2 separate regions of the Mus musculus genome follow, and region 1 is linked to region 2. A link is a contact called in ENCODE Hi-C data. All regions are on one chromosome and are shown on one strand. The core of a region is the stretch at or near the end of the contact, and the rest is flanking DNA. Distances in the headings are between cores, read along the strand shown.

Region 1 (3,848 bases), core at 736-3,235, 310 kb after region 2:
GTCCTGTACTGATTCAGGGAATGGGTCTCCCTTTCGCTGGGGCAGTCACAGCTCAAAGACATTCTCAGGCACTGTGAGACCTGCAGCTATGTAGGTTGCAGAAAGCTGTGGTAGTCTCTGAGCAGATCCAGAGGATTCATCCTCTTCCCACTCAGATACCAAAAGATCACCCTCACCCTGCCACAGCTGGATAGTTTCTTCTATAAAGAAATTCTAATCATCACCTACTCCACTTTAGTCGGCTCTGAAACACTCATGCTATATAGACTTCTGAGGCTTCTCTGGGTACCTTCCAGGATGAGGGATCTCCTGCCTCCCCAGGTCTCTCTGCTGGCACAGCACTTGCTTGGTGTACCCACCTCATTCTAACCATTACTCTTTAATTCCTGACCTGAACAATCTCTCCCCTTGTATGGAAACCAAAACTAGTTCACTTGCACACTTCACTCTCCTGTGCAGTTGCAACTCAGGGTCTGACACAGACCAGTCACCAACCATCTCAGTATCCTAGGCCCTTCACTGCTGGTACAGGATGAGCTGATGCTGCTCCTAAGGAGGGAGCAGAGCCAGGCCCCAGACGGAGAGGACTCTAGAAGCTGTGTTCTTCCCCTTTCTCCCACCCAGAGTAGAGTTCTCTGCAAAAAATGGGTGAAATATACCAGAAGGTTGAACAGGTAGCCCTTTCCATAAAAGTCTACCCGATTTATAATCATGTGTTAGGGTTGGAGAAATGTGCCCCATGTGGCATTTCAGGTTTTTGTCCAGAATCCTTGGTGAGATAAGCTCTGTTACCCTTGTTTGATATGTGAGAGAGCAGCTGGGGAAGGAGATTTGGAGGTATATCAAATTCCAGCCCCACCAGTTACCAGTAGAATCTTGGAAATCCATTAGTCTTCTAAACATTTCTGTGGCCTCATCTATAAAATGGAACAAAAGAAATGTCTGTTGTGAATTAAGTGACTTCGTAACATCTAGGCAAATAGCAGTGATTTGTGTCTTCAACTAATGTATTTAACAGCAGCTGTGGTTTTTGGACCACAGCTTTTCTGTTACTCTGGGAACTTGTCAGCTGGTTTCTCCTTCGGTGTGTTGAAACTTTTCTCTCCTCTCCCTCTGGCTCTTCTGTCTCTTGATGTTCTATGCTTTTCTGAGTCTTTGTTCATTTTCTTCTTCTTCTTCTTCTTCTTCTTCTTCTTCTTCTTCTTCTTCTTCTTCTTCTTCTTCTTCTTCTTCTTCTTCCTCTTCCTCTTCCTCTCCTCTTCCTCCTCCTCCTCTTCCTCCTCCTCCTCCTCCTTCTCTTTCTCTTTCTCTTTCTCCAGCTTGGGTTTTTTTTCTCTCTCTCTCTCTCTGTTTTTCTGCTGGCACAGTTCACAGCAGTCCATCTTCAGGATTGCTTATCTTCTTCATGCTAGATCAAAACTATTACTGAGCCCATCAAGTAAAATCTCAATTTTGCTTGTTGTGCATTTCAAAATCCTAGAGTTTCCACTGTTCTTTTTTTATACTTTCTTTTATTCAGATTCCCTATTTGATACATCATTGTTGGGCTTTTCTTTAGTTCTTTGGTCATACTTTTCTTTGATTTTATGACAATATATAAAGAAAGAGTGTGTATGTGCGTGTGTGTGTGTGTGTGTGTGTGTGTGTGTGTGTGTGTGTATTTTGTACAGCTAGAGATGTAGCTCAGGAGTGAAGCACTTACCTGGTACACACAAAGCACTGGAATCAATCTGGGTTTGAGTTTATTTTTAGGAATGGAGGGAACAAGGTCTTGTCATGTTGCTCAAGCTGGCTTCCGCCTCCTAGGCTCAAGCATTTATCCTCAGCCTGTTGAGTAGTGTAGACTATGGGCAAGTGCCTTCACACCTAGTTCTAAGATACCTTTAATACTAGGAAAGCTGTTGGTTTTGTTTATGCTCATTCTGCATCTGAACATGAGTGCTTGGTAAGCAATTGTTGGTGCTCACATTGCAGACAACTGGGAAATGGACGGAGGCAACCAGAGTGGGGACTCTGAGTTCCTCCTCCTGGGACTCTCGGAGGTTCCTGAGCATCAGCGCATCCTATTCTGGACCTTCCTGTCCATGTACCTGGTCACAGTGGTGGGGAACGTGCTCATCATCCTGGCCATTGGCTCTGACTCGCACCTGCACACTCCCATGTATTTCTTCCTGGCCAACCTCTCCTTCACTGACCTCTTCTTTGTCACCAACACTATCCCCAAGATGCTGGTGAGCCTTCAATCCCAGAACAAAGCTATCTCCTATCCAGGATGTCTGACACAGCTCTTCTTCCTGGTGTCTTTGGTAGCCTTGGACAATCTCATCCTGGCTGTAATGGCATATGACCGTTATGTGGCCATCTGTCACCCCCTCCATTACACTACAGCCATGAGTCCCAAGCTCTGTATCTTACTTCTCATCTTGTGCTGGGCCCTATCTATCCTTTATGGCCTCATCCACACCCTCCTCATGACCAGAGTAACCTTCTGTGGGTCTCGGAAAATCCACTACATCTTCTGCGAAATGTATGTCCTGCTGAGGCTTGCATGCTCTAACACCCACATCAATCACATGATGCTGATCGCCACGGGCTGCTTCGTCTTCCTTGTTCCTTTTGGATTCATGATCATGTCCTATATCTGCATTGTCAGAGCTATCCTCAAAATTCCTTCAGCCTCTAACAAGTACAAAGCCTTTTCCACCTGTGCGTCCCATCTGGCTGTGGTGGCCCTCTTCTATGGGACACTGTGTATGGTGTATCTGAAACCCCTGCACACCTACTCCATGAAAGACTCAGTAGCCACTGTGATGTATGCAGTGGTGACACCCATGATGAACCCTTTCATCTACAGCCTGAGGAACAAGGACATGCACGGGGCTCTGGGAAGACTGCTAAGGAAGCCACTTCAGAAGCTAACATGAGGGTTGTTTGGGGGAAAGGGGAATGAAGTGGAGAGCATATAGCCTTCATTATATGCAGCCATCACCCTACAGATTATGCAGGAGTGTTTGGATACAGCTCTGGCTCTAAATGAAACCTCTGTGGTGATGGAAAGGCATGTAAGTACATCCTAGCATCCTTTAGATCTCACCATCTTTGGTAATAAATAAGGTCACACTAACGCCAACACTAGAATATTGCAGGGTCGAATTTTTCAATGTGTCTGACCATAGGATCACATTCTTGGGCTTTTCCAGTATACCCATTTATGACATAGAGACATCTTTTGTGTTATCTCACTTACAACAACTGCACAAAAAAGCAATGGTGACTGATTATTGGTCACTGGGCTATGCTGGCATGGAAGAAACCCTTTAGAAATGAATCGACAGAGCCAGAGGGGTGTAAGACTCCGGAACACAAGGTTCTGTAGATGAAAAAGTCATTCTGCAGATGGCACAGTTGGCCATCACTGGAAAAAGAGGCCCCTTGGTCTTGCAAACTTTATATGCCCCAGTACAGGGGAACTCCAGAGCCAAGAAGTGGGAGTGGGTGGGTAGGGGAGCAGGGTGGGGGAAGGGTATGGAGGACTTTCAGGATAGCATTTGAAATGTAAATAAAAAAATATCTAATAAAAAAACATTTAAAAAGTCATTCTGCTATTCATCAACATATTCTATCGAGTGTCTATCAAAACCTTCAAACTCGGTTACAAGCATAAACATGAAACTCATGACCAGTTGTGAAAAATAGAGAAGATTGTATGTGTAAGACCCCCTTTCAGGGACCCCCCCACTCTAGTCTCGGGAGAGAGAGAGCACACCCAAAGAAACACAAGAATCCTTCTTGCTGTAAGCACATAAGGCAGTTTAATGGCGGAGCTCCGGGTAAAACATATCTCATGC
Region 2 (3,745 bases), core at 628-3,127:
GCAGCTTCCTCCTTAAGGTGACATAAAGGGAACAGTCAGTTTCCTGTTCAAGGATAGGTACCAAAACTTTCTTTTCAGTTCATGAGATTTTCTAATTAATAGACTTTTATTTAGATAAAATGTGACAAACCTCTTTCTAATTAAAAGCCTATTGATAAATCCAGATAGGCTCAAACAGCCTGAGTCTTTGGATCATTCTGTGAGCATCCTTCCACAATCATTTGTCCTTTGCTGTAAGTGGTCTAATGGGGAAACATTCTGCCTTATTTCTATGATTTTTCTAAACAATGCCTGTTCTTCATGAATTATGTTTTAAGATATGTTGTCTTTTTATTTGTTTATCTCATAAACTGATATTTTGAAAACCCTCAATCTGCAACAGCTTCTTTGGACAAATCAGATTCAGCAAAGAAATAAAAATCTAATTCAGTTTTAATTGTGGATATAGCTTTTATTACACTGACATTTCTTTTATTACTCTTTATTATTTTCTATTTATTATCACCTCTTTACTTTAGGGTGCCCCTCCTCCTTGCAATAATCTATTACCACTAAGAAGCAATAGTTACATGTGTAGCTTGCCTCCAGGATCATATCCTTGCTCTGACACTCACTAGCCCTGTGGCTTTGAGGAAGTTACTCAACCTCTCTGAAGTTAAGGTTTCTGATCTACAATATGTCAGCTGCACCCACCTTATATGATTAGGAGAATAATGGAAGTAGTGACACTAGTCACTTAGAACCTTGTATGTGGCAGTGATGATGCAAGTGATAGTTTTAGGGAACTCCCCTTTCTAACCAAGGATGTACCCCATTTTGTCATACACACACTTCACTTCTGTTAATCTCAATATCATTTAGAAGCAATGAGAGGAGCTCTGACATTGGTTAAGGCCAAAAGAAAAGAGTGTCATTAGTGGGCTACCTCCCTGTGAGCACCTTCCGTAGGGCACCCTGCACATCAGGGTTCCTAAGGCTGTAGATAAGTGGGTTCAGCATGGGACTGATGACAGTGTTGAGGATGCCAATGCCTTTGTCCTTGTCTGAAGATTCCACTGACCCCAGACGCATGTAGCTGAAGACCCCTGTCCCATAGAAGATGCCTACCACAGTGAGATGAGAGCTGCAGGTAGAGAAGGCTTTCTTCCTGCCCTCAGCAGACCGGATACGAAGAACTGCAGCTGCCACATGGCCATATGACACAGTAATGAGGACCAAGGGGACCACACCCATGAAGGCTGCTGCTACAAAGAGCAGCTGCTCATTGAGTTGGATGCTGGAACAGGAAAGCTGAAAGAGCTGAGGGAGGTCACAGTAGAAGTGGTTGATTGTGTTTGGACCACAGAATTTAAGAGTAGATAAGGCAACAGTTTGGGTCAGTGCATTACTAAAGGAAAACACACATGACAGGCACACTGAGGCCTTCTGAATCCTCCAACTCATATGGGTGTTGTAGGTGAGGGGGTGGCAGATAGCCAGATAACGATCATAGGCCATGACAGTCAGAAGGAAGCAGTCTGCCCCAGCCAGGAGATGGAAGAAGAAGAGCTGTGAGAGGCAGGCCCCATAGGGAATGTGTCTGTCATTGGATAGAAAATGTTTCAACATGGCAGGAACAGTGACACTAATGCATCCAACATCCAGCATAGACAAGTTCCCCAAGAAGAAATACATGGGAGTGTGGAGTTTGGGCTCTATAATGATAGCAGCCAGGATGCTGAAATTGCCACCAAGCGTAGCTACATAAGCAAGAAGGAAGATGACAAAGAGGATGGGCCGCAAAACTGGAGTCTCTGTGAGACCCAGTAGGACAAATGTGCTCACACAGGAATCGTTTCCCAAGGTTCCCAGATCCATGCCTCTCTTCCACCAGTGACAGTTGAATGAACTTCAAAGGTGATACACAGACAGTGACATCTTGGTAACAAATATCAAGTATTGCAATGTCCAGGTGCATTCAAGATGTAGGAGAAAACACAAGAGGAGGAAAAGTTAAAGGCTGAAACACAGTAGGAAAAGGTGTGATGTATCCAGCAGTTACTGATACAAAGCAATGGCATCAATCAGACTCAGAGACACACAAACACTGACATAGCAAAGGGAAGAAATGTGATGATTGATAGTTAGAGGGAAAGAACATTTACCTGAGGTCAAAATTCTAGAAAAGAAACCACAGTCTTCAGATGGTGACCTAACCCAATATAGGTACAAAAGATCCTGGAGCATGAAAGAGAAGTTTCCAGAGAAGAGATAGCATGGTCCTCTTCCCCAGCCCACATATCTACAGCAACCCCCAGCATCTTAAAAGGATTGGTTCCATAGCTTGTCAGACACCAAAACCTAAGGGTTCTCATGTCTCTTATATAGGATGGAACAGAATTTACATATAGCCTATGCACATTCTCCCACACACTATAAGTTATTTCTAGATGACATAAAATATCTTACCCTGTATCCATGCCATGTGAGTTTTTGTTATCTTATATTGCTTAGGTGATGTTGACAGAGAATGCCTGTCCTTACTAAAACAGACATAATTTTTTTCACATACTTTCCATCCACGGATTAAGCCACAGATGTGGAATTTGCAGGCAGATGGACAGTTAAAGGATGTGAGTAATAAAATGGCCACTGTGACCTAGACTATTAAAAATTGAGTTGTAAAGCCATGACACATGATCCAGACCTTTCACAGAAAGGTAAAACCCCATAAAAACAGCGACACTCCATGAGGACAACATCCCAGACTCCATGAAAACACATCACTAAAGACATTTTTCAGCTCTAGAACTGATAACAAGCAGCCTTGGATTTCCTGACTCCTAAGATAATACATTACATTTCTCTATAGGGTCCAGAAAAGTTGGGTACCACAGTGGTCATGCTTTGCTAAGTAAGAACAATATGGAAAAACTTTGAGTGAGGTGAAAAAATGGATGGTTTAGTGACTGAGAGAGATGAACAGCTATGCAGTTCAAGGGACACCCAGCTGGACACACTCACAACTGGAATCTTGAGCAAGAATATACCCAGACCCTCCCATTTTATATAACATGCATGCTATCACAAGGCTACAGCATACTATAGATGCATAGATGGTTCCCACACATATGGCCATTTACATGCAGCCCCCTGAGCCTCACAAGGACACATAGTGATCTGCCTCATTGAAGTGAAGATAATCATTACTCAGATGGATCCAAAGGCACATAGAAAAAGGTAGAAGCTGGAGTTTCTCAATGACAAATAGAGCAGAGGAACAAGATACTCAGGTCCTAGAAGGCTAACCACTATTAGAGGCACTGGTGTTTTGGTTTTTTTTTTTTTCTTTTTGCATTCACTTAATCATACCACTATGTTCAACTCAGTATCTCTAAAGCTCAAATGTGTATTATTCTCCATCAACTACTGAAGGAAATGTTTTGGGAACAGCCTGATTATCCTAGCAGCTAGTATTCCTGCACACTTTACCCCTTCTCAGTCAAGTACCTGAGCCTCCCCAGGGCCATCTTGGAGGAGAGAGATGCCATTCCAGAGACAAAGAACTGAAATCGCTTGTATGGAAACCCAGTTGTGAGCACGCAAAGAGGGCTCCTGAAATGATACTCACCTAGTGAAGGGGGCAGGCACTTCTTGGGCAGAGAGGAAGCCAAATACTCTCCACAGTTGGGAGTTTATCAAAGACAGAGAAATAAAGAGACAAGCAACTTCACTGACATCATCTTCCCAATGGGTTTGTTCCTCC

Evidence for each region. Hi-C counts contacts between places; a loop is a spot of excess contacts on that map.
Region 1: a map of ES-E14 shows a loop between it and region 2 (2.1-fold over the local background). The contact joins the promoter of Olfr412 here to the promoter of Olfr399 in region 2. A Hi-C loop is called at or near these places in 5 of 37 maps with a recorded cell type or tissue (CH12.LX, ES-E14, adrenal gland and 1 more).

Annotation. Positions count from the first base shown.
Region 1 is chr11:74,362,686-74,366,533 of GRCm38, forward strand. It overlaps Olfr412 (olfactory receptor 412), which reads left to right and starts at 1,986. Exons shown (of 1, transcript NM_001011851.1): 1 at 1,986-2,924. The coding sequence starts at 1,986. The coding sequence ends at 2,924.
Region 2 is chr11:74,052,901-74,056,645 of GRCm38, forward strand. It overlaps Olfr399 (olfactory receptor 399), which reads right to left and starts at 1,878. Exons shown (of 1, transcript NM_147004.2): 1 at 876-1,878. The coding sequence starts at 1,857. The coding sequence ends at 922.